3 separate regions of the Homo sapiens genome follow, and regions 1 and 2 are each linked to region 3. The links are chromatin loops, found by intact Hi-C in ENCODE. Cell type or tissue: PC-9. All regions are shown on one strand. Links, peaks and the distances in the headings refer to the core of each region. The heading gives the core; the rest is flanking DNA. Region 1 overlaps LOC105376134 (a long non-coding RNA gene). Region 2 overlaps SPIN1 (spindlin 1). Region 3 has its middle 35 kb from the start of SPATA31C2.

Evidence for each region. Peaks named below come from ENCODE experiments on the same cell type or tissue, not always from the same donor. Only the 100,000 strongest peaks of a DNase experiment are listed, where the experiment ranks them.
Region 1: a loop joins it to region 3, with 6 times the contacts of the local background. A loop is called at or near these places in 2 of 110 quality-filtered maps.
Region 2: it touches region 3 in a loop (4-fold over the local background); 4 of 110 quality-filtered maps call a loop at or near these places.

The regions. Positions count from the first base shown.
Region 1 is chr9:88,524,026-88,534,451 of GRCh38, reverse strand. It overlaps LOC105376134 (a long non-coding RNA gene), which reads left to right. Exons shown (of 2, transcript XR_007061653.1): 1 at 1-438; 2 at 5,688-6,492. Among named protein-coding and RNA genes, the nearest start is that of NXNL2, 5.9 kb to the left of the region's middle. In PC-9, for the core only: no CTCF peak of the experiment used is centred there; a DNase peak (open chromatin) is centred at 4,191; H3K27ac peaks cover 1,180 bases.
Region 2 is chr9:88,472,624-88,483,049 of GRCh38, reverse strand. SPIN1 (spindlin 1) reads right to left here. Exons shown (of 6, transcript NM_006717.3): 6 at 4,356-7,972. The coding sequence ends at 7,773. Among named protein-coding and RNA genes, the nearest start is that of NXNL2, 57 kb to the left of the region's middle. In PC-9, for the core only: no CTCF peak of the experiment used is centred there; a DNase peak (open chromatin) is centred at 5,509; H3K27ac peaks cover 467 bases.
Region 3 is chr9:88,168,299-88,178,724 of GRCh38, reverse strand. No RefSeq gene overlaps it. Among named protein-coding and RNA genes, the nearest start is that of SPATA31C2, 35 kb to the right of the region's middle. In PC-9, for the core only: CTCF peaks have their summits at 4,925 and 5,129 (motif pointing left); a DNase peak (open chromatin) is centred at 5,144.

The DNA of each region.
Region 1 (10,426 bases), core at 958-8,957, 360 kb before region 3:
CTACCACATCCCGCGCCCCCGCCCCCATCCCCACTGCGCCCCGCCCACACTCCCGCGCCCTCGCGCCCCTGGGCTCTCCCGTCGTGGGCACTCTCCCCAGCGCTTCTACACTTTCTCCCGACGCAGCGCCCTGCCCTCCGTCCCGCCCCACCTATTGCCTCCTGCGCTTCCCCCACACCGTGCTCTTCCTCCTCCTTCACTTCCTCCCACTCCTCGCGCTCCCCTTCAGCGCCCCACGCAGCCCCTCCCCCAAAACCCCGCGTCGCTCTCCTTCCCTCCTGGCCTCTCTTCCAGTCTCGCGCTCCCTGCCGGGCCCCGCCGCAGGTGTCCCGCAGCCGTCTCCCCAGGGCATTTGAATCTTGCCTTGGAGCTCTTGCCGCGCGGCCCAGCACCCTGGAAGAGGCATCAGGGAGGATGGGACGACGAGGAAGGGGAAGGGTAATTGGGCTTGGAGCGGGCTTGGGCGGGGTGGTAGGGAACCTGAGCTCCGTTGGTTCAGGGTGTTTGCCCCTGACATCCTGTGGCCTGGCTGGGAGGGTTCGTGAAGTTCAGGAAGAAATTGGGAGCAGTCCTTACAGAATGTTTTATTTGAAGAACCAAGAGTATTAATTTTTTGGCGAGCACTGTTGTAGGCCCTGGGAATTCAGCAGTGAGAAAAATAATTTCAACTCCCTGCCAGACCCGGGCTAGAAGGAGGCAAGCGAGCGAGGCACTCGCATAGGGGCAAAATTTAAGGGCGCGACAAAAAAACTCAGTAGTCAAGGTAAATAATGTTTTAATACAATATCTTAAAAAGTCAAAATGAATGCAAAAAAAGTTTATAATGAACAAAATATCAAAAACTTAAAGACAGTGAATGAAACCAAAATATGCCATCCTAAAATATGCCGCTTTGGTATATTGATTATTTTGAGCGAGAGGCACTTGAAAAATAGCAAATGCAGAGAGACGTTCTCCCCTTACCTGTCTAAAGACGGAACCTCCAAAAGAAACTGATTGTCGTAAATTCCCTCCCGGGAGGATGGACTCTTATCACAGCAGAAGTCCACACCACACCTAGACAAACTTTGTCACAAACTCATAAAGACTTATGCATCTTTCCTAAAAATCAGTTACTCTCCCCTAAGTGGCCTACACCAGCTTCCAGTTCCCCAATTTTAGAAGCTCTCAAAGCTCACTGGTTTGGGGGGTTTTCACCTAGTTTCCTGCAATGCCCCCATGCAGGTGATATTAAAGATTAATAAATGTGTATTCCCGTTCCCCCCGTTCATCTGCCCGTTGGCAGTTAATTTCATAGAGCCAGCTATGGAACTGGGGAGGACAGAGAGAAGGTCTTTGCTCTCCTAAGACAAGATGGATCCCCCACTGACTTTGGACTCCCGTCACGTTCACCGACCCCTGAGTCCTGCTCCTGTGCCTGCCTGGAGCTTATGTTCTAACGGGCACAAACAATAAATAAGGAAGATATTTTGCAGGTGCTATGCCAAAAGAAGAGCCATGAGGAGGGGCGCAGGTTTTTGTTTTGTTTTATTTTGGTTTGGTTTGGTTGGTTGGTTGAGATGGAGTCTCGCTCTTGTTGCCCAGGCTGGAGTGCAATGGCGTGATCTCGGCTCACTGCAACCTCCGCCTCCCGGGTTCAAGCAATTCTCCCGCCTCAGCCTCCTGAGTAGCTGGGATTACTGGCGCGTGCCACCACGCCCAGCTAATTTTTGTATTTTTAGTAGAGACGGGGTTTCATCATGTTAGCCAGGCTGGTCTCAAACTCCTGACTTCAGGTGATCTACCCACCTCTGCCTCCCAAAGTGCTGGAATTACAGGCTTGAGCCACCGAGGGGCGCAGTTTTAATCTAGCGGTGAGAGGAGTCAGGGAAGGTGAAATTTGCGCTTCCTGAGGACCCGCCTGCCGGCCCGGGCTCCCCCAGTCTCGCCGTTAAATGAACGGAAATTGGCGGACGCCGTTGCCTGCAGGCACAGCCCGTCGGCTCGGTTGCGTAAATGTACTTAGCAGCCAAAGCTCAGTGGAAACCCTGCGGGAGGATTGATTGGCGCTCTTAGGTGAAGCAGGCTGTCAAGAGCCCCGATTCACTGTCCTCTGGGGAAAATGGATAGACAAATCGGAGGAAAAAATTGAGAGGAACTGTGAGCAGTATAAATCTTGCATGAGGAGGCCCCTGACTTACGTTAAAACTCAGAGGTAAGAGGAATGAAATGCAGCTAAGCTCTCAAAATCATCCAGACTATTTTGTTTTGTCATCTTATCCTTGAACACACAATGAGCCAAAGTAGACAGCATTCCTAATTAGTTGACGGTGCCACCCTCCCGAGAAAATTAACGGTCATTCGCATTAATACTGCCTGCCCTGGGGAACTCACCCAACCTCCATCCAGGAATGGATCGCACTTCCTGCTGCCGATGTCGGGGGCAGGGCGGCTTCCTAGGCATGCAGACCCTCAGAGGCACAGGGCCCTGCACTCACTTGGGGCTCAGTGTTCTGCGGTTGCAGTCTTTGTTGTTTTGTTTTTTGTTTAGAAACTGAATCTCACTCTCTTACCCAGGCTGGAGTGCAGTAGTGGGATCATAGCTCACTGCAGCTTCCAACTCCTGGGCTCCAGGGATCCTCCCGCCTCAGCCTCCTGAGTAGCTAGGACTATAGCCACATGCCACTATGCAAGGCTAATTGTTTTTATTATTATTATTATTATTTTTTAGAGATGGGGTCTCCCTCTGTTGCCCAGCCTGGTGATTTTTTTTTTTTTTTTGGATGGAGTCTCGCTCTGTGGCCCAGGCTGGAGTGCAATGGCGTGATCTCAGCTCACTGCAACCTCCACCTCCCAGGTTCAAGTGATTCTTCTGCCTCAGCCTCCCGTGTAGCTGGGACTACAGGTGCACGCCACCACGCCTGGCTAATTTTTTTATTTTTAGTAGAGACGGGGTTTCACCATATTGACCAAGCTGGTCCCTAACTCCTGACCTCGTGATCCGCCCGCCTCAGCCTCCCAAAGTGCTGGGATTACAGGCGTGAGCCACCGCACCCAGCCAAAATTCTTAATTTATCTTTGAATTTGTGTGGTATATGAGAGGTCTTGGACAGTGGCACATATGTGAGTGTTTGGACCCTAGCTCATGTGTGCTCCCACCTGCCACTGCCTCCCTACCTCCCCAAGACAGGTTCTTCTTCTTATTATTATTATTTTGAGACTGAGTCCCACTCTGTCACCCAGGCTAGAGTGCAGTGCTGTGATCTCAGCTCACTGCAACCTCCGCTTCCTGGCTTCAAGCAATTCTCCCTGCCTCAGCGTCCCGAGTAGGTGGGATTACAGACACCTGCCACCACGCCCAACTAATTTTTGTATTTTTAGTAGACACGGTTTCACCATGTTGGCCAGGCTGGACTTGAACTCCTGACCTCAGGTAATCCGCCTGCCTTGGCCTCTCAAAGTGCTGGGATTACAAGAGTGAGCCACTGTGCCCAGCCCAAGATAGGTTCTTGACTGCTCAATCCTCTCCTCCTTTTGGTGTCCTGGGCCACACCTGGACTCCCCATCTCCACCTCCACCCAGGAACCGCTAGTGTCCTCTGTGGTCACTGGGGGCCCAGGTGGTGGGGGGAAGACTGACGTCCGATGCCTTTGCCCCACAAGGTCTCAGGGTAGGTACGGCATAGGAATAGCTGGTGGCCTGCAGGGCCCCCAGACAAGGGTGAAAGTTGACATTCACCCTGTGCCCAAGAAAGTATGACATTCAATGGCAAATAAAAGACCATGCTAGAAAGAGAAAAGCTTTTGCATATTAGTGCCTTTGCTGGCACTTTCCTTTCCTGCTTGTTGAACAAGGGGCACTGCATTTCCATTGCTGGGGAGAGCAGCCCACTCAGTGTTAATGGAAAAACCAAACTCTGTAAACTATTTGAAAGAGGTTTATTCTGAGCTAGTATGAGTGACAACAGCCCAGGGAAAGACATAAACTGAAAAAGCCTTGAGTCAGTGGTCTCAGGGCAGTTAGATCGCAACTCTGTTTTACACATTTCAGGGAAGCAGAAGTTATGAAAAAGTCATAAATCAATACATGAAGATTAGACATTGATTTGGCCCAGAAAGGCAGAATATGTTAAAGTGGGGGCTTCCTGGTCATAGGTCACTCCAGAGTCTTCAATTTGCAATTGGTTAAAAGAGTAAAACTTTGTCTAAAAATTTTGAATCAGCAGAAAGGAATGTTTTCAGTTAAGGAAGTCTGTTAACCAAACCACTGGGTCAGAGTGACCCATGGGGTGTGTGACTTAATCCTTGCCTGACATGGACTTAGGTCCTATTTATCATTTGCTACCTTATTGTCACAAAGAGTCTGTTTTGTTAGTCTTATGATCTGTATTTTAACATTTATGCTGGTCAGTTCTGCCTAAACTCCAAAAGGGAGGGCATGTAACAAGGCATGAGTCCAACCTCCCTTCCCATTGTGGCCAGGAATTTCGTTTTTAACTTTTTTCTGGGATCCTCTTGGCCAACAGGGGGTCTGTTCAATGAGTAGAGGGTTAGGATTTTATATTTAGTTTACATCAGGGACCTGGGTGAAGCGAGTAAGCCCTCCAGGGAGGTGTGATCATGGGGGAACAGAGTCAGCCACCCCCATCCCAGATTCTCCTTGGACTGCCTGCTCTGAGCGGCTGTGTGTAGACAGCAAGGAAGAGGGGTCTTCGTCAGATGCGTGCACCAGAGACTCCAGAACAGCTCAGCCTGGCTCACTCAGTAAAGGGCATTCTCAAGGGTCATTGCTGACTCTTCCGGGGCAGCCAGTCTTCAAATGGACTTTCCCAAACCCCTTCCTATTGCAGAAAGCTTGTGTCATTTGCCTCCAAATGCTGTCCCCCTGACCTCTCCCTGGGGAGGGAGTGGGCTGCAGGTGCCACAGGATGCAGCATGAAGCCCTGCATTCTCCCACCGCTGCTGGAGCCAAGTTCTCCTTCATGTTTCTCTCTGCACAACACACACAGGAACACTCACAAATGCAGTCCTGGAAACAGGATTAGGTGGCCCCTACTTTCCTAGCTGGGATATGCAAAGCCACTTTCATACCAAACTTCCTTCCAGGGCATCTAAAGGTGACATGAGTGTGGGCATCTGTAAGCAGCTTTACTTGCCTTGGACAACCACAGGGAAACTGGGCAGTGAGTCCCACTCCAGATGCTGGCCGGAGAGACCCCAGTGAAGGCACCCTCAGGCCTGCCCTCCCTCCCTGAGCCCCTCTCCCCTCCCCGCTGCCCCTGATTTAAGGGTAGTCCTTTCTGCATTTCCTCCCGAGAGCACGATAATAACTCACTGCTTGACCAACTTCAGACAGACTCCTCCGGCACTTTTTTCAGCTAGGCCTCATCCTTGGACCCCGTGCTCAGCCTGCCTGAGCCAGTCTTAGCAAAGAATCCTGTTAAGTCCTCTTCTGCCTTTAGTATCCAATCATCCTGGCCTGCCTGCAGCAGGTGTCCTGTTAAGTTAGTTTAGCAAGATACCCCCCTACCGTCAAGGTCCCCTCTGTTTTCCATCTGCCAACCCCCCACCTCCACCCTGTTCCTGGGCTGTAAATCCCCACTTGTCCTTGTGTTGGGAATTGTGCTCGGCGCTTTCCTTTTGCAGTAGTGCTCAACAGAGTCTGTCTTTTTGCCTTGGATAGTGTTCAGTTCTATTTCTCATTAACAGTTATGAAGGGCTGTGACACCTTGCTTGGCTTCTAGTCTTGACATAGACTAAAAGGCAGAAGGTTTCCAGAGCTCACGCTGGATGGCTGGGCAGATGAGGTCTTCAGAGACTCTCCAGGGAGGTACGGCTCTGCCTTTCTACTCAGTATGCAAGCTCCCCAGACTTCTGAAGAGGGATGTTTCTCCTTAGAGAAAGTCTCCCTGAATGTGGGTATTTCATAAGTTCTTGGACCAGTTCTGCTCTTCTCAGTCCTGCTTTTTGTCAACATACATTGAATCACTTCTCCCTGGCAAAAGAGCAGCATGTGAAGAAAATGTGATCCTTGGTGGTTTGACATGAAATTGACTTTTTCTTCTAGCAACACTTATGAATATTCAAATACAATTATGGAAAAGATTTTTTGCACTGATCAGCATAACAAACAAATTAGACATCCCAGTGTGCAAATATAACTTTCTGAATTTCCTAGTTTTAAATATTCCAGTGGCCAGGATACCCTATCCAGAGGAAGCAGGACCGTCTCAGCTGACCAGGGCCCTTGCCTGCTAATAGCATCATGCATACCTTGTTTCTTCATGAGGCTGCTTGCCCGAGTTCCAATCCACCAGGAATTCATCTTGTATCATAGCTGATGGATCCCGTGTCTCGTTTCTAAGTTGGAGCATCACTTTGCAGCTCCCAACCAGGGCCAGCCACAAAATTTGAAAGGCCCAGTGCAAAATAAAAATGCAGAGCCCCTTGTTCAAAAAGCAGGAAAAGAATGGGCCAGCAAAGGAACTAAAATAAACGAAAGCTTTTCCCTTTCTTCCATGGTCTCTCTTTTGACCTATCATGGTGTTTTTATTTGCTACTGAATATCATGCTTTCTTGGGACAGGGTGAGTGTCAACTGTCACACTTGCCCAGGGGCCCTGCCGAGTGACTTGGTGGGTACACAGTCCACCAGCTGCTTGCATGGCCACGCCCACCCTGAGATGCCACGGGTAGTGTAGTAAAAGCATCTGATGTCAACCCCACACCCCTCCACACATACACACTCAGGTTCCCGCAGACCATGGAGGGCACCAGCGGTTGCTGGGTGAGGGTGGGGATGGGGAGGCCATGTGGGGCCCAGGACACCAAAGGGAGGGAGACGAGCAGTCAATAATGTGCCTGGGAGAGGTGGCGGACCAGCAGCAGATGGGAGCACACATGAGGCAGGCTCCAAGTGCTCACGTATGCTCCACTGTCCAATGAGGCCTCACTTACACCACACAAATTCAAAGATAAAATAAAGTTTTTTTTGTTTTGTTTTGTTTTGTTTTGTTTTGGAGACAAGAGTCTCACTCTGTCACCCAGGCTAGAGTGCAGTGGCGCAATCTTGGCTCACTGCAACTTCCACCTTCCAGGTTCAAGTGATTCTCCTGCCTCAGCCTCCCAAACAGCTGGGGCTACAGGTGTCCACCACCACACCTGGCTAATTTTTTGTATTTTTAGTAGAGATGGGGTTTCTCCATGCTGGCCAGGCTGGTCTCAAACTCCTGACCTCAAGTGATCCGCCCCCCTCGGCCTCCTAAAGTGCTGGGATTAGAGGCATGAGCCACCGTGCCCAGCCTGATAAAATAATTAAGAATGTCAAGACAGCAATCACAGAGCACTAAACCCCAAGTGCAGGGCCCTGTGCCTCTGAGGGGCTGCATGGCCACGAAGCCACCCTGCTCCAGCATTGGCAGCAGGAAATACAATCCATTCCTGGATGGAGGTTGGGTTAGTTCCTCAGGGCTGCTGTAACAAAGACAACCTGGGTGGCTCCAAACAACAGAAATGGGCTATCTCATAGTTCCAGAGGCCAGAAGTCTGACATCAGCGTGGTGCAGGGCCGTGCTCCCTCTGAAACCTTAGGAAGTCCTTGCTTGCCTCTTCCTGGCTTCTGGTGGCTGCAGCAATCTTTGGAGTTCCTTGGCTTGTGGCTGTGTCACTCCAATCCTAGGTCTTCACCGGTCTCCTTTTTATAAGAACACAGTCACATTGGGTCAGCGGCCCACCCTGCTCCAATGTGACCTAACTTTAACTATTACATCTGCAAGGATCCTGTTTCCAAATAAGGTCACATTTTGAGGTCCTGAGAGTTAGGACTTCAGAATGGCTCATCTTTGTGGGGGATGCACAACCCATAATAGAGGTGTGGAGGAAGGAGAGTTTCTTCAAGGGGCAGGACTGGGAAAGACTTTGTAAGGAGGCTGGTCCTTGAAAGAGGTGGCAGGAGCGGGGCCACAGCAGGTTGGGAGAGGGAAGAGTGAGCTTCTCAGTTGGGCCACCATGAGGGTGGCTGTCACTGGGTGCAGACAGCCGACCCCACTGTCAAGTTCTAGGGCTGGGCACACTGTTGCCCAGGAAGCAGGAGCTGGTCAAACCCCTATGGGGGTTTCCTAGGAGATAAACCCCACGGCCCAGGTAGGGCACGACAGAACAGACTGTATGGGGACAAGAGGTTCAATTGGCAGGACTCTTGGTAACACAAGGAAGGGTGGAAATGCAGAGGGAACAAGCCATGACTGTCTGCTCTGCAAACATAACTTGTCACATTAAAATCACCCACTCTCTGCCTGGGCGCGGTGGCTCATGCCTATAATCCCAGCACTTTGGGAGGCCAAGGCAGGTGGATCACAAGGTCAGGAGATTGAGACCATCCTGGCCAACATGGTGAAACCTCGTCTCTACTAAAAATACAAAAATTAGCTGGGCATGGTGGTGTGCACCTGCAATCCCAGCTACTTGGGAGGCTGAGGCAGAAGAATCGCTTGAACCCGGGAGGCAGAGGTTGCAGTGAGCCAAGATTGCACTACTGCATTCTAGCCTGGTGACAGAGCAAGACTCCATCGCAAAAAAAAAAAAAAAGAGGCACCTGAAAGATGCTTCGCTATGACATAGAACACATTTCTATAGCTTGTATTTTTGAAAACATGTTTACCAGATGCCCAGGGCTTTTGTTTTTGGTGTTCTGTTTTGTTCTGCTTTTCCAGCATTTTTCCAGCAGCATCCTACAGATATTTCCAACAGTCACCGTCACTTCATCACACTCCCCAAAACTAACCACGCCAGCTACTCCTAATGATGACAGCAGCAAGCCCCCTAGCCCGAAGGCCTTTTCATTTCAGAACAAAACCCTTGATATAGACACCATTCAGTTATCTGTTAAGCCTGACCAGAGAACTACCATCGCCAAGTCAGAAAATCACAAAAACCCTATAGTCCTAACCCACGGTTGAAAATTCAGTCCAGGTGCAGCGGCTCATGCCCAAATCTCAGCAATTTGTTAGATCAAGGCAGGAGGATCACTTAAGCCCAGGAGTTCGAGACCAGCCTGGGCAACATAGCAAGACCGCCCCATCTCTACAAAAACAAAAAAGAAGAAAATTCAGTCTTTAACGTAGCATGCATCTGTACGTAAGTGTGTGTGTGGTGGTGTGTATATGAGTGTTGTGTGTGTATGTACATGTGCATAAGGGTTATATGAGTGTATATATATGCATGTGTGTCCCAGCTTCCAAACCCCATGAATGGCCCCTCTAGGACTCGGGGCTAGGTCTTGCCCGCTCGTGGAAGCCTCCTTTGCTCCTCCCTCACTCTGCAGTCGCAGCCTGGCACAGTCATGGGCTCAGTCCATGAGAGGCTTCTCTCCCCCTGTAACAGGGAAGAGGTCACTCAGTGGGAATGGCCAGGGTGGTGGCTTGCAGAGTGCAGGGCAGGGCCCCACCCTTGGGTTATGCCTATTTCGTTTCTAGAGCCAAACCTGCTCTTGGACCTTTTTAAAAGAACCTATATACACCGCCCCCCGACCCCCCGCCATCCCCTGTCCCCTCTGAGAAAGACTTTCTGTTGCTTGGAGCCGAAACACCTGACTGCTGACCCAGAGGGGATGTTCATGCCCCAAGTCCTATCACATCCTCATAAAATGTATTATTTCTCCAATTTAAGTCATCTCCAAAGACCTCATTTCATGTGAGGGGAAATTTTTTTTTTTTGAGACGGACTCTCGCTCTGTCGCCCAGGCTGGAGTGCAGTGGCGCGATCTTGGCTCACCGCAAGCTCCGCCTCCTGGGTTCACGCCATTCTCCTCCCTCACCCTTCCGAGTATCTGGGACTACAGGCGCCCACCACCGCGCCCGGCTAATTTTTTGTATTTTTTTTAGTAGAGACGGGGTTTCACCGGGGTCTCAATCTCCTGACCTCGTGATCCACCTGCCTCAGCCTCCTAAAGTGCTGGGATTACAGGCGTGAGCCACTGTGCCCGGCCGAGGGGAAATTTGAAGAAAGAAGGAGCTGTACAAAAATTGTGTCAACAGGAAATAGCTGTTCATGTCAGGGTGAGGTGGGGGACTCCATTGACCCACACAGCTTTTGACTTGGAACTTTTTCCTTTGAATTTGTATCCCCTGAGTATAACCCAATAGTATTCAACTTTTGAGACCTGTCATTGTTTTATCATTTTATCAGAATGTTTGTCCATGTCCCCTCCCTCCCCCACTCCTGGCCAGTTACTTGCTTTTAAGAGATTTGGGCAGGGCGTGGTGGCTCATGCCTATAATCCCAGCACTTTGGGACGCTGAGGCGGGCGGATCACCTGAGGTCAGGAGATCGAGACTAGCCTGGCCAACATGGTGAAAACCCATCTCTAGTAAAAATACAAAAATTAGCTGGGCATGGTGGCAGGCACCTGTAATCTCAGCTACTCAGGAGGCTGAGGCAGGAGAATCACTG
Region 2 (10,426 bases), core at 716-8,715, 310 kb before region 3:
CCTGCTGTTTAAGTCACTACTCATCTAGCCATGAGCTTAGACTGCAAACTCCAGCACCATGTTTCACAAATGAACTAAGAAGACAATTTAGTGTTCATGAACACTAAGACAATGCAAAAGCAAACTTAAAACACAGATTTCTCCCTTCGAACTGGGCGCAGTGGCTCATGCCCACTGCACTTTGGGAGGCCAAGGCAGGTGGATCACCTGAGGTCAGGAATTTGAGACCAGCCTGGCCAACATGGTGAAACCCTGTTTCTATTAAAAATACAAAAATTAGCCGGGTGTGATGGCAAGCACTTGTAATCCCAGCTACTCGAGAGGCTGAAGCAGGAAAATAGCTTGAACCGAGGAGGTGGAGACTGCAGTGAGCCGAGATCACACCACTGCACTCCAGCATGGGTGACAGAGCGAGACTCCATCTCAAGAAAAAACAAACACACACAGATGTGTCACTTTATTCATAAAAGTTAGATGTATAGTCTTCTCAATCACAATAAAGTAGAAAATGTGAAACTTAACACTGCTTATTACAATTTTTATATACGCTGGAAGATGCTAGTGTTGTTAAAAAAATGTAACAACTAAAATCTTCCTAAAAACGAACATTATATAACAAGCAAAATCGACTGTGTGGAACTGAAAGCGTAATCTCAAACATCAAAAATAAAGCCAGCCGGGCATGGTTACTCACACCTGTAATCCCAGCACTTTGGGAGGCTGAGGCGGGAGGAACACTTGAGTCCAGAAGTTTAGGATGAGTCTGAGAAACACAGTGAGACGCCTTCTATGGAAAAAAAAAGAAAGAAAGAAAGAAAGAAAAAAACAAAGCAAAACATTGTAAGGCCTTAAGTGACACCCAATGATGACAGGCCGGCAGAACAGCGGCAAGCCCTGTGCCAGGCATAGGCCTGCACTGTGCTTACTTGTCTTTGACACACTGCTCTCCCCTACAGGACTGCTCTGAAAATGACCAGTTTTGTCCTTAGTAGCATCCATCAGATTTAGATTAAATTAAGAATCTAGTGGCTACTTTAATCTAGTGGTTAAAGCTACTTTACCATAGTTATTACAGAAAAACTGGAAGTAACATTTTGTTAAAACCAGGTCCCCAATAAATAAAACAAAGAGTAAACACACTACAGGATAAAGACTGACTTTAGGAAAAAGACCTACTGCTGATGTCATTTCTCTAACAGTCATCAGACTTTTCTATGAGAAGACCAGAGGCTCACACTTGTATACACGGTGTGCAGGTGCAGGGAAGACCAAGGAAAGCAGCTATCCAATTTTTTACAAAGCCACAGAAAGACAAGTTCGAGGAAAAAGCTTTAGAGTTATTTTCACGATCTGTATCTGAAGACAATTCACAATGCTGCCACTCAACCCTGGGTTGTTAACAACTGTTACTTATGTTAACATCAAGGTTTTTTTTTTTTTTTTTTTTTTTTTTTTGAGACAGAGTCTTGTACAGACTCTGTCGTCCAGGCTGGAGTGCAGTGGCACGATGTCAACTCATTGCAACCTCTGCCTCCGGGGTTCAAGCTATTCTTCTGCCTCAGCCTCCTGAGTAGCTGGGATCACAGGCGTGCGCCACCATACCCGGCTAATTTTTTTGTATTTTTAGTAGAGATGGGGTTTCACAATTTTGGCCAGGCTGGTCTCGAACTCCTGACCTTGTGATCCATCCACCTTGGCCTCCCAAAGTCCTGAGATTACAATAGGCATGAGCCACCGCGCCCAGCCCAACATAAAGGTTTTTAAAAGGCTTTCTGTCCTTTCACATTATAATCTGCTTCAGTAATTCCAACATAGAAACAGACAATTTTAAAGTTATGTATAATCTGCTTACCCTATTAAGGATTTTAGGTAGTTTGTGTGGTATATAAAGCTCTTAACTTTCCCTCCAGAAAGCATACACTGAAAATAATGAGAAAGAGGATGGTAAAAGCAGAGCCAGGAGTAAGCCTCCTCTCTCACTGAACAGTCAACGTAAAAAAACAAATGCACAGCAAGGCCCCGCACTTGTGTGTCACCTCAGAGCTGACAGGGGCCGACGCACCACTTGGTCCAGGGCCCTCACTTGAAAATTAAGCAGAAAGAATGCCAATGTCATGTTTAGGCAAACTTATGTGCCATGACATTATTAAAAAACCGTCTGCTACTTGGTTTACCAAAACTAATCATAAGGGCAGACGAAGACTCTAGGAATGGCTGGAGAAGTAACTTAAAGACTCAATGAATTCTCTCAACTCCACATGCTGCCTAAAACTTACCAGTATATGACACAGAACAAACTCATTACTATAAAAATTAAACATAAGATTGTAGGTTATGAGCAAAAGAAATCTAGGCTTTTTAAGTCTCCTGTATGGTTAAAAAAATTAGGTTTATGAAGATATTACTTTCATGATATATTCAAAGTGTCTTTAAAATATAGTTATCTGGCTGGGTGCCGTGACTCACGCCTATAATCTCAGCACTTTGGGAGGCTGAGAAGGGTGGATGGCTTGAGCCCAGGAGTTCGAGACCAGCCTTGGCAACATGGTTGAAACCCTGTCTCTACCAAAAATACAAAAATTAGCCAGTCTCATAACCCAGTCTCAAAATAAATAAGCAAATGAATAGATTTAAAAGTTAAAATAAAGTATCTATATTCTTGTGATGAAAAGTTATTAAAATTTCTTCAGCATACTTTCTCTCCAAAAAAGACATCATTATTTTTATTTTTTTAGTTATGGAAAAAAAATTTTTTTAAGTTCCGGGATACATGTGCAGAATGTGCAGGTTTGTTACATAAGTATATGCGTGCCATCGTGGAGACATCATTTATTTTTTAAGCACAAAAATAATTTTGGGTTATAATTCTTAGCATACAGAGACACAGATGCCTACATTCTAATGACTAATATAAAACCTTTTATTTGGCAATTTGGAAATAAACACTTTTTAGATATTAACTTATGAAATAAGGTTACAGAAAATTATTCATAGAAAATATTACACTATAGATAGATTACTCAAATCACTCCAATGAAGTAATTTAATTGAGGTGTTCATAAAGCAGCTCAGAGTCTGGGCACAAAATAGAGATCCGAGTCTTCATTCCCCTATAATCCTGCGTGAGATACTCAATCTCTGCCTCTTCCTCAAAAGACCATTAAGAACTAAACAAAATAGTGTGGAAAGTGCTTGGCAAGGTACTTATTAAGCATTTATGAATGCTTTATTAGTACCAAATGCTTTTGTCATCACAGAGTTTAATTGTACCAAGAGAAAAAACAAAAATTCTCCAACAGAGTGATGACTGCTTTAAATAGGAGAGTTGATTCATTAGTTTACAAATACTAGTTATCAAGTTTCAAACTTCAGACTAAACTTGCATTGTTATACTTTTGGGGCAATATTTACAGAGCTGTACCCATGACAGATAACACAGACAACGAATAATCTACCTTCAGCAAGGAAGGTCAGAAAACCCAGACTCAAGAGAGGCACCTGTGCTTCCCAATGGCTCATTTCCTCCTTGAACTGCAGCCTTCTTCCACCTAAGCCGGAGTAGACCCTGCCTTCAGTCCACCTCAGTAACCTCCATGGACTTGGAGCACAGGCACTGCACTGACACAAACCTAGAAGCCCAGCGTCCCAAAGCCCAAGTTTGCATTCATCCCTCACCAAGTATCAACCATTCTCCCAAAGGCAGGTAAATATCCCAGACTTAAGCATGAGATCCTTAGGCCAAAATGAACTGGGAAACATTAAAAAAAAAAATCTTATTAAAGCATGCCATAAATTCCACTTTTTACCTCACTGATTAAAATAATCAAGAAAGATAAAACATACATAGGTGTTAATATTAGGTTGGTGAAAAAGTAATTGCATTTTTTGCCATAAAAGCAGTGGCAAAACTGCTATTACTTTGCACCAGCCTATATTACTTTCATTTTTTTGTATCCTAGCATTGAGAAATAGTGATTTTTCACTATAGAATCCCATTGTTTATTATTTATGAGTAAAAGCATTATAAGAAATATTCAAAGCAAGAATACTTGTGAAAAGTATAAAATACCCATTATTTAATTATATTTAAAAGAATTTTTTTAAGTTTAAGATCTTGTAAGTTAAACTTTCTCAATGTCAAATTGCAAACTTCAATATTTAATATATGTGTGATATTGATGACTGCCTCCTCTTCTTTCAGGTATTATTGAATGTTATCAAATAAAAATTCTATTTCTTTCTATGCATATCTGACATTTACATGTGGTGAAAAGGTTACTTGGCCCAAAAAACTTTTCAGAATCAAGTTTAACACATCACATGTTGCTCATCAGCACAAACTTTACAGTCAGGAGTTGCACATAAAGGGTTTATTTTAAATGTTTTAAGGATAAGATAGAGTTACATCATAATTATAAAAATTACTTACAGAATTAACAGATTTATATTGTGTATACTTCTAAATGCAGAGAACAGGGAACTGTCTACACATTGTATAAAATAAAATTAAAATTAAAAATGAATTCAAGCTTGAAAGATGAGGTCATTTACCTAATTTTAAAATGTGAACACGAAGACCTCTGACCTATACACATTCATTCCAACTGCACTAATGATGGAAAAACACAAAGAGCGCAGCATTTCCAAGGAACCACAGACATTTCAACCATAATTATTTTGTTATAATAATTGTTCTGTTTTGTCTTTGGAGAACTTTCATTTTGTTAAGACAATCAGCTTAAGAGTGTTTTCAGGCACTACAATTTGTAACAATCGGAACAGTCTTCTAATGGGTCTACAGTGTTCAGAGATTGAAGCCCAATGCACTTCGTGGTTTGGCACATAAAACAATAAAAGAAATGAAATCTGGTTTAGAAGTAACTGTGATTTTTTTTTAAGAAAACACAGTCCCTTCAAATGCTGCATGACATTTACAACTGGAAAATCACCTTCTGTTGGCACTACATTTGCTTCACCAGTGCATTTTTATCCTAAAACCACTAAAACGGCACAGTAAGCAAATATACAGGAAACTGAAAACAAATAAAAATAAAGAAAACAAAAAAACCTAAATATCTTTAACATGCAATTTTAGTCAGTTACATTGAACATTCTACTTAGAATAGAGCATGCAAAAAAGGATGGTCTGCTTTTAAGATTTTTCTCTGAAGTTTTACGTGGCAGCCTGACATCACACACGCACGCACACACAATACAATAATACTAGAGCAGGTAAATGAGAAAGGCCGATAAATTTTATACATAGATTCATGTCTTGTATTGTCACAAGTCCCATGATACTTTTGGAAATTAATGTTGAATTCCTGGAACAAGGAACCAACATTCAGATACCAGAAAAATGCAAGCAATGCATGCAGATCTGACACATGAGCCTAAAATGAAGCCCAAGATACAAGGGCTTGGGAGCAGAATTAGTCATAGCGTCATTACATGTGGTGTAAGTCACCAAAAGAAAGACAGAATGGGGGAAAATGGGGAGAAAAAAAAACAAACCTTCCCTTTCCCTCAGCCCTAAAGGCAATAAATGAACAATGATTAAACTCATCGTCATCATCACCATCATCATGTTGCATTCATCTAGAAACTGGGAGACCATGTGGTATAAAAAAAGTCATTAAAGTTGCTTGCAGAAAAACCACAATGCAAGTCATTAAGTAATGCTAGAAATGTCTCAATTGACCCAACCCTCAAGATACTTCAAAATGTACTTTATTTTTCCACGCAAAGTTACCGAGCCAAGTTCTGCACAGTTGGTGCATGCTGGACACACTTGCAAACTCTTGCGCTGTAATGTCAGTCTGGACTCTGGGAGCCAGGCTCAGCTTTGAGATTTACATGCAGGGACTCTTAAGAGTCAACAGGAAAACACATAACAGATCTGTAGAATGACACCTGTTCACATACGAGAAGCACCTATGACTTGGGTATCACACTGCTTTCAGAAGCTTGTCCCTGGCTGCCCACAGTGAAGCACGAGGGACAGAGCGACTGCAGCTGTGGACAGAAAACTGAGGTACTGTGTTTACATGGTGAGTGGTCGTTACCATCCAACAGCACAAGGCACAAAAAATGGGCATCAAGCAAACCATGCATAACGAGGCCTGGAAACCATCAAGAACAGCCACAAAAGAGGTCACTCAGACCTCTGATTCAAACTTCTGGTGTTTGAGTGACAAGCATGCACGTTTAGGCTCTGCCCAAATATCAGGGAGGATTTCCAATCTCCACAAGAGACTGGTTTCACATATGGCCTTTCTCCTGGCTGTCAAACCACCAGGGTTCCTCCAAAACAAAATGAGAGCAGCTGTTTTGCTGATCAACCAATCACACTAGCAGTTCTATTTCAGTTTAAAACAACCTTGCAGGAATAAACCACATAAAGACTCCGTGGCTAAGGGCTGCTATTACTTACACCTACCAAGCGAACACAAACGGCTGGCTCTTCTATGGTAACGCTTCACTGGCATGCAAACCCCAAGGGGCCACTGAATGGAATGAATCCACATGAACAGCATACCTGGAGCAGGAACATGCACCCCACAAGAGGTGTCAGGAGACTAAGCTGCTGTTTGTCTAGACATTCTTTGTGAGGAAAAGCCAGGGGTAGGCAGGAAGGGGTGGGTTGAAAGTCTCTGACCATAATCATACATTAGCAATAATAGTAATAAAACTTTAAAAGTCCCAGAGAGCTTGTTAGAAGGCAACAATGCCACTCAAAACTTATACTTCCAATATAAAAGCATTGTATTCTTCCAGAAACTTAACCAAAAACACACAAACCAGTGATGGATTGTTGCCTTTTAAATCCATGTACTGAAATCCAGATTACTGACTTGTACACAATGGACCATATGTGCTGTCCAAAATACACCTACATTACACTGTGTGGAACAAGAACCTGGGCTTTGCAAAAAAGAATTTATGATTAAAATGTAACCCCCCCCCAAAAAAAAATGAAGCTTAGAATTAAAGGTAGCCTTTTACCCAGATTGTTCACCAGATTGTAAAATTCTAATATGGGTCATTAACTGTTCACAAATAATTCATATTTGGACTTATGGTTTAAGGGCTCCAGATTGAAAAGGTGCTCTGAACTTCTGATTTTTTTTTTTTAAACAAGCTGAATGTTCCCATATGGTTCCTGTGCCCAAAGTTTACTTTTAAATAAAGAGCAGTGATATCATATCCATGACTGACTTGGGTAAAGCACTCCTGTTAAACTCAAGAAAATTATGTCACCCCCATCCTAATCCACAAAGACTGCCAGTGGGGTGTGTGTGGTGTGTGGTGTGTGTGTGTACACTTGTATCTGTGTGTATATATTATATATGTATACACACATATAGATATAGGTAGATACAGATACATACATCTCAAAAAAGGCAATAACGAAAACATCAAACTATGCTTGCATTGTGGCGGCAGAATAAGAGAGTTAGGGTGAGGGGGAAAATGGTTAAGATCTATTACAATTTTAAATGACTATGATACTAGCTTAACTTTTACCAAACTTGCCTGTAACTCCCCTCGAAATAGACAGACTTCTTTTAAAAGAAAGGGGTTCTCCTTACACAAAATGCTTTGTGTTCACATCAATCTGTACTATTCAGAACAAAACCAGTTCTGCTGGCAGAGATTGTGGGTTCGCAGGGACATTTAAGCTTTCATTAAACTGGAAAGCAATCAAGTCTTTATGTCTACAAATAATACATTTCATAGTTCCACAAATTTGGCAGAGTTTGTGATGACATCTAGGATGTTTTCACCAAATCGTAGACATAAATATGGAAATCATCATCAAACTTGATGAAATAGACGGAGGGCTTGGCTTCTACTTGATGAATGACCATGCCAGTCCTTTTCGAGCCATCTTCTTTGGCATATTCCACTTGTTTGCCTACCAGGCTGTCCACAACTTCTCCTGGTTCCCTTTCTGCTGGAGGTGAATCATCTATATTAAAAAAAAAAAAAAAAAAAAAAAGAGAGAGAGAGAAAATTTCTAAGTCAATTTTTAGATATAAATCAACTCACATATTTATTTTCATAACTTAAAAAAAATTTTAATAGCCTGAATTCATGATTATCTAGACCAGGAGTCAGCAAACGTTTTCGTAAAAGACAAGACAGTAAATATTTCAGGCTTAGGGTCATATGGTCTCTGTCCCAACTGCTGAACTCTGCCACTGTAGCACAAAAGCAGCCACTGATGATATGTATATAAACAGATGTGGCTGTGTTCCAATAATAAAACTTTTTTTCATAGTTTGCCGACCTCCATCTAGATATATGAACAATTTTGAAAATCATAACCAAAAATTTCTTTGGCCCATGTTTAATCTGTAGCTGCACTTAAATGAAAATAAGTTTGAGTGGCTTTGAAATATAATTTGAAAGCAGACAATTCCTACAGGGATTACTGAGAATATGGCACACATTTAAAATGCCTAAGTACCATTGGTTTTACTCTGTGAATCCTTAAAGCTTCTTCCCCCTCAACTTCACTGCATTTCACATCATCTTCCTAACTCAGTTCCAAAATTTAAGCTTTCCATGCTTTAAAAATTGGTGCTGAATGAACTTCAGCCCAGGACAACTACAAGGGAATCTCTGAGGATGGCACAGGCATCTGTACTGTTTAAAAGGTCCCCAAGATTAATGTACTGCCTCTAGCCTCTAAGAAAACACACAGAAACAGCAAACCATCACCACCAACAACAAAAAAACAAAGTAAAAGAAAAAAAAGAGAGGGGGTTTGCTAGGCAATTATAATTCTATTTTAAGAAACTCTGCATGGGTTCTGAAAAACTCGAAGCTCTTTTCCTCGTAGTAGCAGGTGGCCTTCAGGTAGGGCAACCAGAGGATCCAGCTACATAAGACAGTCCATGTTATCCTGGCACAATTGGTAGTAATGTCATTTTACTCTCACAGGTATCCTGGTGTAGACCATATAATGTACATGTATTAATAGTAGTCTGCCTCTTCGGTTACAATAAATTCTCTCACTGAATGACAATCCAAAAACTGCTACTGTGATCTCTGGTACTAAGAGTCACAAGAAATAAAAATAAAACATCTGAGCATAATCAATTCTTTTAAAAGAAATAAAGAAATATAAGCTGAACTCTTTTCTTTAAAAATTCTCTTCCCTTAAGCAGTATCATCATACTGCCATATTTTTGTGGCACGTTTACAAAAGAATTACAAATACACAATCGCACGTGAATTTTATAGTAACTCAGCTAACCAAGGGAGTCATGTAGAGGCCTGTTTTACCATCAGAGCGGGTACGCGACCAGGACCCTTTCAGAAATCATTAGATCAGAGCATCACCACTGTTTCTAAAGGTAATAAGCTTCCATAGCGCGTGCACACACACACACACACAAGTTTGGAGAATTAAAGGAGAGGGAAGATCAAAAAATGGCTAGGAAAAGCGATGCAGAATTGCAGACGCCCTTGCATTTCCTATGATTAGGTTAACAGGACTTGCTCTATTTATCTATAAAAAAATGTTCAAGTCACCTCATACAGGTTGGAGAAATGCTTTTTAAAGAAATGTTCTCATGACAAATTCCTGAGTATGTAAGTTGCATTACCCCTTTATAACAAATGTACACAATTTTTTTTTTCTTTTTGAGACGGAGTCTTGCTCTTCTCGCCCAGGCTGGAGTGCAGTGGTGCAATCTCGACTCGCTGCAACTTCTGCCTCCCGGGTTCAAGTGATTCTTCTGCTTCAGCCTCCCGAGTAGCTGGGACTACAGGCGCCCTCCACCACACTTGGCTAATTTTTTTATTTTTAGTAGAGACGGGGTTTCACCATATTGACCAGGCTGACCTCGAACTCCTGACCTCAGGTGATCCGCCCGCCTCGGCCTCCCAAAGTGCTGGGATTACAGGCGTGAGCCACCATGCCCAGCCCAAAAATTTTAAAAATATGTATTGAAGAAGTAGAAATTCAAGGCCAGATGAGGAAATTAGTATGTTAACTAACTTATTCATAGGAAGAATTTTTTTAAAAAAAGAAATAAAGATGACTGACGCATGGCTAATGTATGGAGAGGGCCTACCAGTTACATCTGTCCAAGGCCAGAGATTCATGTGTTTGAAGAAAGGCCACTGAGTAGTTTTTAAAGGAACAAGCTTATCCAAAAGTGAAATTAAGAAAACAATTCAATTCATATGCACAATGGCATCAAAAAGAATAAAATCCTTAGAAGTAAATTTAATAAAAGAAATGTGGAGCCGGACGCAGTGGCTCACGCCTTTAATCCCAGCACTTTGCGAGGCCAAGGTGAGAGACACAAGGTCAGGAGATCGAGACCATCCTGGCCAACACAGTGAAACTCTGTCTCTACTAAAAATACAAAAATTAGATGGGCGTGGTGGCGTGTGCCTGTAATCCCAG
Region 3 (10,426 bases), core at 1,625-9,624:
TCTAAGGAGATAGGAATAGCACGGGTAGTTGCAGGAGTATGGACAAACCCAAAGAACCCCTGAAGCAGGGGCTAGGCAAATAATCCACAGGGTAGAGAAAGCCCAAAATAAGGCAGAGAAAATGACCAAAACCCTGGTCAGGGTGACATGTCCATGACTCTTCCAGGTAAACCCAAATAAGGGAGAAAGGAGGCAATAACAGGAGCGGGGAGGAGTCCCTGAAATCCCCTCCTTTTCCAGAATACCTAATGAGCATTCCACCCCCTTATTAAAGAAACATCCGGGCTGGGCGCGGTGGCTCACACCTGTAATCCCAGCACTTTGGGAGGATGAGGCAGGCAGATCAGGAGGTCAGGAGATCGAGACCATCCTGGCTAACACGGTGAAACCCTGTCTCTACTAAAAAATACAAAATATCAGCCGGGTGTGGTGGCCGGCGCCTGTAGTCCCCGCTACTCGGGAGGCTGAGGCAGGAGAATGGCGTGAACCCGGGAGGCGGAGCTTGCAGTGAGCCGAGATCGCGCCACTGAACTCCAGCCTGGGCGAAAGAGAGACTCCGTCTCAAAAAAAAAAGACAGAAAGAAAGAAAGAAAGAAGAAAGAAAGAAAGAAAGGAAAGAAAGAAAGAAAGAAAGAAAGAAAGAAAGAAAGAAAGAAAGAAAGAAAGAAAGAAAGAAATAGAAAGAAAGAAAGAGAAAGAAACATCCCTAAAATAAGAAACCCAGCCTCCGTTGTGCCTGACTTGTTCTCACGGGCATGGCTACGCTCCTCTCAAGAGCACACTTTCGCTTTGCAATGGAAGCTTCTCGCCTTGCGCTTCATTCTGACTCGACTCCCCCCTGAATTCGTTCTTGTGATGCTGTCAAGAACCTGGAAAACCGGCTGGGGCTGGGGTCTCACTGGCATCCAGAGACCTTCCCGAGCCCTCCAGCAACACTCACAGCCTCTTTCTCTCGAGATATAAACAAAATTGCATGATTTTCACCTTAAAAGATAGAGAGCTATCCACCTCAAGTCTTCTTCATAGCCAAATTTCTAAAAATAGTTTCATTTCCCTCCTAACTTCCCTTCTGGCTCAACCCCATTTAAAATCTAGCTTCCACCTTCTTCCCTCTATTGAGACTACTAGAACACAGGACTCCAGTTTTACCCAGAATCATGAGAGTTGTAGACACTTCCCATCCTTCTCCTGCATGCCCTCCCGCTGACTTTTGGCACAGATGCCATCCCCTCCTTCCTTCCTCATTGCTCCATTTCTGTGATTGCTGCTCTTCTCTCCACTGCCACTTCGTTCTCAGTGACTTGAATGTTCAGATTTCTCTCCTTCTCCCAGTCTCTCACATCGTTCTCCTTAAAGGATCTGTGGATTCACCCAGCCCAAATGCCAATGACTGTCAAGTCTCTCTCTAGATAAATCTCTCTTTAGTACTCCAGACCAATCTTCCAAACTGCTGCCTGGGTTTCTACAATAAAAACCCAAACCACGATTTGCATCTTAACTTTATGTGCCCAAAGCAGAAGCTCTGTCTTCTCTTCATCAAACTTATCCTGTGTTTCCTGAGATACCTGGTTTGGGCATTTCCTACCGTGTCACTCAATTTCAAAACCTGGGAGCTGACCCGCTGATCTCAAGATAATCATCCAATCATTTTAACCCTGACTCCTGTAGTGGTGAATTCTGTGTGTCAACTTGATTGGGCCACAGGATGCCCAGATATTTAGCAACACATTGTATTTAATATATAATGGATGTGTCTGTGAAGGTGTTTCTGGAAGACAGCAGCATTTGAATTCGTGGACTGAGAAAAGCAGGTGGCCCTCCCCGATGTGGGTGGGCAGCGTCCAATCTGTTGAAGGCCTAAATAGAACAAAAAAGGTGGAAGAGGGTTGAATTCACTCTGCCTGGCTGTTGAAGCTGGGCCATTGATTTTTTCCTGCCTTCAGTGCTCCAGGTTCTCAGGCCCTCAAACTTAGACTGGAATCTACGAATCTACATCACTGGCTTTCACGCCCTCAGGCCTTTGAAGTACACCATCAACTTTCCTGAGTCTCCAGCTTGCAGGCAGTAGACCATGAGTCTTCTCAGCCTCCATAATCCTGTGAGCCAATTCCTCATAATAAATCTCTACACACACACACACACACACACACACATTCTATTTGTTCTGTTTCTTTGGAGAATTGTAATAATACTCCTAAATATTTCTCAGATTTGTCCTGCCTCTTTCACCATTGCCTTATTTCAGATTCATCTTCTCTCACCTGGATGAATGCAATAATCTTCTAGCTGAGTGGTTCTCAAAATGTGCTTCCTGGACCAGTAGCCGCAGCATCCGCCATGCTAGACCTTCTCACTAGACATCCAATTTAAAAGAATGTCCAAGTTATAAGACTCCAAGAATGTGACAGTTTTCTAAATTGTTTGCTTTATTAGCTAAAAACATGAAAGTGGATAAATCACACAGCTTGTCAAGATCCTGATTCTTTTTTGCATCCCCTTCCTCTGTTCAATTCTGTTCCAAAATTAAAGTGATTCAAAGCACCTGTGTTCATTAGCCACATGTTTTCTTTCTCATTTCCATCTGCATTTCCAAAGCCTTAACTGCTTACTATTTTTAGGAAGATGAAGGCAATAGATCTTTTGTTCTTTTTCTATTAACAAGGATCTGTACGTATCTAACACACAGTTCCCTTTTTTATGACTTTGGAACATCATGAAAGCATTTCATGATATTTCATTAAAAAACAAACCCTGAACAATGGTTTTAAACCCTGGGAAGAACTTAGAATCAAGATTTTTAAAATACAACTGAAAAACATGGTAGGAACAAAGTTAAACTGATGCTTGTAGTGAGAGGTGCCAGGCAGATGGGGCCATTGGCAGTGGGTGGGACCCTCTGCTCCCACAGTGACTGTTCCCACGCAGACAGGTGCAGTTTCCCCTTCAGCCATCAATACCTTTGCTACCATGATTACAGTTGTGTCAACAGGTTCTCAGGCTATTGTTCCCATTTATTTAACTGGGGGAGCTTTGAAAACCCCCGATGTCCAAACCAATGTCCTCAGACCCCTGGGATTGGAGGGAAAGCAGGGGATCAGGATGTTTTAAAGAGCCCTGGTGATTGCAGCGTGTCACTGAGGTTGAGAACCATAAATTAAACTGTTTCTTTCCAGAAAGTACTTACAGATTATGTGATTGATCTCTTGCTGTTCTTCTCCTGCTAATGAATGATTTTTTTCTGACAGAGACAATAGAAATTCAGTTTTTCAAGGAACTGCTTCTTTAGTGACCTACTGCAAAGGCAAAGAGGCAAAATGTCAACAACAACAATAATAATAATATCTAATGTCAGATGGCCATGTATAGGAATCCAATTATTTTCAGAAAAATAAACTATCAAGAAATTGGTTTTATAACCCATAAATGCAGAATTGAAAAGAAGAATCTTAGTTGGGAAAACTGAGATTAGATTAGTTTGATTTTTTAAATTATCAAATGCAAATGTCTCAGCAAAGATTATGTTGACTTTGTGTGTGTGTGTGTGTGTGTTTGTGTGTGTGAGCAAAATGCCTACTTTGTTTTTATCAACTGAACCAGCAAGTAACACTTAAAAGTCTCAGCAGGGGAAGACTTATGAACAATCAATCTTCTGGCTGCTGTGCAGCCAAAGGAGATTATTTGATCATCAATTATTAAGTAAGGAAAGTCAACATAGATGTCTCCAGATTCTAACATGTGCCCTAAACAGTTTCTTAAATAGGCTAGTATGCACCCAGTATGTTTGTTTATATTTATCATGGGTTTATATATATATATCCTTAAAATATTTTAAGTATACCATTACATTATAACACTGTGTTCATTATAACATATGCAAAAATAGAAATTAAAAGGGATAAATTGGAGATGAAATAAGCATTATTTAAAAATGCATTATATCTAATGATATAAAAACTTATTTTACTTTCACTAGAAAACATTATTCTAATACAGTAATGTGATTGGATGTGTATTGTTATTTTTGAAAAATTGAGCTTGAATCTTTTGATACAAATTCTTTTGTGAAGTTCTGGCTCTAGATTCCGTTTATTTTGATGCCTGGTTTCTATCTCCATCACTGTTGCAAAGGCTTCTTTGAAACACAAGAATCCAGACAGAAGCCTGTGGCTGTGCTGCCCTTGCCAGCTGTGCATCCCAGAGTCCAGGTCCACCTGCTGGCTTTGCAGAGATCTGAAGGGAATCAGGCTCATCTTTCCTGATGCAGTTCAGGCGGCCGTGCAAATCGATTAGAAGAGGTTTTACTTTTTATGTTTTATGAAGTGGGTTCTTCATTGGGAAGATTTCAAAACATTAAAAAAACTCTATTCCTCAATTTTTAAGTGTGTTATAAGAAATTTCACAATGACAGAATTTTCTCATCTCTCTTTCAAAAAAGTTCATTTTTTTCTCCTTGTTAGAATCTAAAATTTGCCTTGAAAGAGTAGATTTTTGTCTGTTCTTTTTTCGTTGTTGTTGTTGTTGTTGAGACGGAGTCTCGCTCTGTTGCCCAGACTGGAGTGCAGTGGTGCGATCTCGGCTCACTGCAAACTCTGCCTCCCGGGTTCACGCCATTCTCCTGCCTCAGTCTCCTGAGTAGCTGGGACTACAGGCACCTGCCATCACGCCCGGCTAATTTTCTGTATTTTTAGTAGAGACGGGGTTTCACCGTGTTAGCCAGGATGGTCTCGGTCTCCAGACCTCGTGATCCTCCTGCCTCGGCCTCCCAAAGTGCTGGGATAACAGGCGTGAGCCACCATGCCTGGCCGTCTGTTCATTTTTTGAAAATATATTCCAGGCAACAAATTACTAAGACATTTCTATTTATAGAAAAGTTTAACAACATTAGCACACTTTGGTTGTAATGTTTAAGTTAAAAACTCTGGTTTAAATATTTTATTATGAGATGATCTATAAATTACCATGAATGCCAAAGACTTTCTTGGTTGTTCCCTGTATAATTACGATACTTCTCAATTAAAAGACTTTCAACTTAATAATAACACCTATAAATTCACTTAATTGGATGTGGGCAGAAGTTCATGAGTAATAATTGAGTGTAGGGGGCGCTCTCATTATGGAATTTCTGCTTATTTCTCAGATGCCCCTGCCGCCCCCTTGTGACAAGGGGGCATAAACTCTGAATCCAAATGGTAGGTCTGATGGCTCCCTCCATGGGTTTGGAAATCGCTGGTCTAGACAACCAAGAAGGTGAGCGTTTACCAGGAATTCAGCAACTCTGCTGTTCATCTTTTTTAGTTTTTCATTTTATATTTTTGTCTTTTAAAGTTTTAATCATACAGGTGGTCTTCATTTCTTGCTATGTGTATTTCTACATATTTTTAATTAGGTTGTTATTATCAATGGGAAATTTAAAAAAGTGGTTATTATATGAAATTCTGAGCACCGTTGCTTCTGGATATTGGCCCTACCACTTACCAGCTTTTGACCTGGACAAATTACTAGCTTCTTTGTGCCTCAGTTCCCTCATCTTTACAATGGGGATAACAGTAATGTGTGCCTCTCAGGATTGTTATGAGAATGAAACTAGCTCATGTGTGAGAAACACTCAGCACAATGCCTGGAGAGAGTGAGCTGTCATTATGATGATGATGATTCTCCAGCCATCTCGCTGAGTTCTTTTTTCCTTATGATAAAATTTTGATTCTTTTAGATTTTCCAGGCATATATCATCTAAAAATGATAATTTGCCTCCTTCTGTCCTATATTTATACCTTCTTTATTTTGTCTAATAACAGGCAAAACAATTTAATAATGAGAATACAACTAAGTAATGGAGATAACACACAACCACATATGCCTGATTTTAATGGCATATTTTATCACTAAGTGATACATACACACACACACACACACACGTCTTATTGAATTATTGAAATATTTTTGTTTCTATTATACTTATGGCTTTAATCAAGCATGAGGCTTTGTTTGTTTTTTTGTTTGTTTTGAGACAGAGTCTCACTCTGTTGCCCAGGCTGGAGTGCAGTGGCGTGATCTCGGCTCACTGCAACCACCACCTCCTGGGTTCAAGGGATTCTCCTGCTTCAGCCTCCCGAGTAGCTTGGATTACAGGTATGTGCCACCACATCTGGCTAATTTTTGTATTTCTAGTAGAGACGGGGTTTCGTCATGTTGGCTAGGCTGGTCCTGAACCCCTGACCTCAGGCGATCCACCCTCCTCAGCCTCCCAAAGTGCTAGGATTACAGGGTGAACCACCACGCCCAGCCTAAGCATGAATTTTTATGTGATCATACAGTTTTTTTTAATCGATTTTTAATATGATTAATTATACTGGTTGATTTCCTGATATTACACCATCTTCATGGTGACTGAGATGACCTTAAACTTGTCTGAGGTTTATGATTTTATAATGCACTTAATAAGCTCTATTTATTAATATTAAGGATTTACATTAATATTTACATTAACATTAAAAAGTGAGATTTGTCTCTTGATCATGTTTAATGTTTCCCTTTGCTCCTCCTCATATTTCTGCTAGATTAATATTGTTACTAGGAACTTGATTGGATTCAAGTGTGGTTATTTGGGAGTCCCACCTCACAGATGCTGCTCTCTTCCATCAGAAGACTTTTATTGTCTGGCAATATTGTCTCTCTCTCTTTTTTTTTTTTTTTTTTTTTTGAGACAGGGCCTTGCTCTGTTGCCCAGGCTGGAGTGCACTGGTGCAATCACAGCTCACTGCAGCCTCAAACTCTGAGGCTCAAGTGATCCTCCCACCTCAGCCTCTCTAGTAGCTGAAACTATAGGCGTGCACATCACGGCTGGCTATTTTTTTATTTCCAGTAGAGACAAGGTCTCACTACATTGCTCAGGCTTGTCTCAAACTCCTAGGCTCAAGGAATCCTTTCACTTTGGCCTCCCAAAGTGCTGGGATTACAGGCATGAGCCACCAGGCCCAGCCAGGCTGTCTCTTTTAGTGATGTCAGCAGCCAGTGATGCACAGAGCTTATATCTGTTAATTCAGTAGAAATTGCAAAATAGTGGTATTATAATTGTATCAGCCTTTCTCTTCAATTATCTGAAACACTAACTTTTCCTTATCTACTTCAATTTGTAAAGGAAAGATGAGAAGAGAGCTTGAAAATCTTATTTATTCCCCCATTAGCATCCTCCAGATGTGACCAAGGAGCCAATGTACTTTCTTTATCTTTTTTTCCTTGAGAGGGAAAGGAGTTGGGTGTATTTAATATTATTATGTATTTAGTATTATTATAAACCAATATGTTTAAACATATTTGATGTGCTTCAATCAATTGTGATTATTGAGCATCAAATTGTTCCACCATTTATCAGTGGGAGGTTTTTAGGTTGGCTCCTGAGGCCTTCGGATGCCACTTTACTTCTTTGTTATGTGGTTGGCTAGATGTTTCAGGTCATTTCTGCCCCTGACCAGGAATCAGCCATCTTTCCAAGGAGCCCTTGTTCATTCAAGTGAGCAATGGCCACAGAGACCACAGTCTGGGGCAAGGGCTGCTTCTAGCTTCAGGGTTGGTCAGTGGTTCTCTATTTATCAGCAGACAGAAACAGGACCTAAGTTGAGTTATTTTTGTTTCTTAAGGAAAAAAATACATCATAAATTAATACTTATATTACCAGTTCAAGTTCAGCAGTTCTCCTGTAGCTGGGCACAGTGGCTCATGCCTGTAATCCCAACACTTTGGGAGGCCAAGGCAGGCGGATCACCTGAGGTTAGGAGTTCAACATGGCAGAAATCTCGTCTCTATTAAAAATACAAAAATTAGTGGGGTATGGTGGTGGTCACCTACAGTCCAAGCTGCTGAAGCTGAGGCAGGAGAATCGCTTGAACCCAGCAGGCGGAGGTTGCAGTGAGCCAAGATCGTGCCACTGCACTCCAGCCTGGGCAACAGAGTGAGACTCCATCTCAAAAAAAAAAAAAGTTCTCTTGTAGAGCAGCATATTCACAGGGATGATGCTGATGATGATCACAATTTGCTTTCTTAGGTTATGCTTTTTTTCATAATAGATTCTTTGTTTATCTGTTTCATGCTATGTTTTCTTTGCTTTATACTTTCTATAAAATGTTTGCTCAGTTACATACGTCACCTTACCAAATTTAGCTATTTAAATAGGTAATGTACATACATGCTATAAAATTAAAAATAAAAAAGGGTCCATGTGAAAGGAAAATATTACTACCCCCAGGTCCAGGCCCCTCCGTCCCCTCAAGTAGCAACCTTGGATATAAGTTTCTGCTGCATCCTTCCAGAGATAGTGACAGTGCATTCCAGTATATGAGCGTCTTTCGTTCATAAATTATAGCACTCAATAGAAATGACCTTTTGCTTTCCCTTAAAAGTTGTATCTTTCAAGGTTCAGGGCACAAAGAAAAACTGCTCCAGGCATTTTAAACAGAAAAGGATTTAATGGAGGGATTTAAAAATTGTTAGGCTTCTAAGAACAACTCCTAGAACACAGCCTAAATGACTTCTCAAGAAAGCTTCTACCTCTGCAGAAAAGGAAATAGTATGTAAGTGCTGCCTGTTACTATTTTTATTATTATTGGATAGACAGATAGATGATTAAAAAGATTATATGATAGTAGAGTAACAATAATAGCAATAATAGATAGATGAAGATCAATAGATAGTTTTTCATTGGTGGATCAATAAGTTACTCAAAGTTCCTCTGCTGATGAGTATTATGTTGTGACCCATTTTTGCTCTGATGAATAATGCTGCATTAAGAGCCCCTGTATATTCACCTCTGTGCTCCTGAAAGCATAGATGTTACAAAATTTCTGGGTCTTAAATCACATCCATGTTAATATTTGACAGATATTGCCAAATTGCTCTCCATAGAAACTATAACAAATATTTGAAATTACTTGTTTCTCCATACTTCCACCAACAGTGTGAACAGTTTTTTAAACATTTCAAAATAAAATGGATGAGATGATGGATCTCACTGTGGTTTTCCTTTTCATTTCTCTTTTGGAGGTTATTCTTACATTAAGGAAGTAATACTTTGTCACATGCATTCAGTATTTTCCCGTATTATATTTATCTTTTAAACTTTGTGTTCAGCATTTTTTTAATTTTATGAAAAAGTGTGTCTTATTTTTAGACTTCTAGGCTTTGTATTATAATCAGAAAGTCTTTCTCACTGATATTATAAAATTAAAACACAATCATTTTCCCTGAATGTTCTGTATTTTAATTTTTTACACCTAAATTTTTATCTGGGCTATATTTATATTTTTACAGGAAGGCTTTTGATATTTGTATATGAATTGTATTTCCACCACCCTACTGAAATGTCTTAATTTCTTTACCAGTGTTTTTCTAGTTCATTCCTTTCAGATTCCTTGATATACACTGTGTCTCCAGCACTAAAAGAATATTTGCACCACCTTCTCAATTTCCTTCCATTCGTCCTTCTCTGTTTTCTTCTTTTACCTTCTTCCCTCCCTTCCTTCCTCTGATTTTATCAGCTAGTGTCTCCAGAACAATACTAAATAATGGTGTATATCCTTGTCATATTTCTACCTTATTGGTAACCTTTCAGTACTTCTCCATTAAATATAATATTGGATTTTACATCAATTATAAGGAAAATATTTTTCCATTTTATTAAGAAGTTTTAAGGAATAGATTTCAAAATTTGATCAAATCTTTTTTCAACATCTATGGAGTTGATTATGTTTTTCCAATTTTATCTATAAATATGATTAATTTTATTGATAGATTTTCAGTATTGAGCCATCCTTGTATTCCACTTATGAAAACAATTTATCATGATATAAAATGCGGCTGGATTCGATTTCCTACTATTTTACTTTGAATTTCTGCATTAGTAATTATACTTCAAATTGCTTATGAGATTATTTCTTAGTGCTATCCACTTCAGAATTTGGTGTCAGCATTATGCTGACTACATAAAAATTTTATGTTTCCCTTTCCCCCTGTGCTTTGGAAGCCATTTAAATATCTTTGGTTTACCTCAACCTTAAAGGTCTGTAGACTTCATTTGTAAAACCATCTGTGTTCTTTTCTCCCCATGGGGGTAGTCTTTTGAAACCATTCTCTCATTACTTTTTGATACTCGAATTGTTAATATTTTCTAAATAGTTTCCATTTATTTTTCCTAGAAAATTATCAATTTTATTTACTAGGTATTCTAATATTCTTTTATATATTTTAGCTGATTTTAGGTTTATTAGTTTTTTTGCTTTTTGTTTTGAGATGGAGTCTCATTCTGCTGCCCAGGCTGGAGTGCAGTGGTTTGATCTCTGCTCACTGCAACCTCCACCTTCCAGGTTCAAGTGATTCTCCTGCCTCAGTCTCTGGAGTAGCTGGAATTACAGGCATGCCACCATGCCCAGCTAAT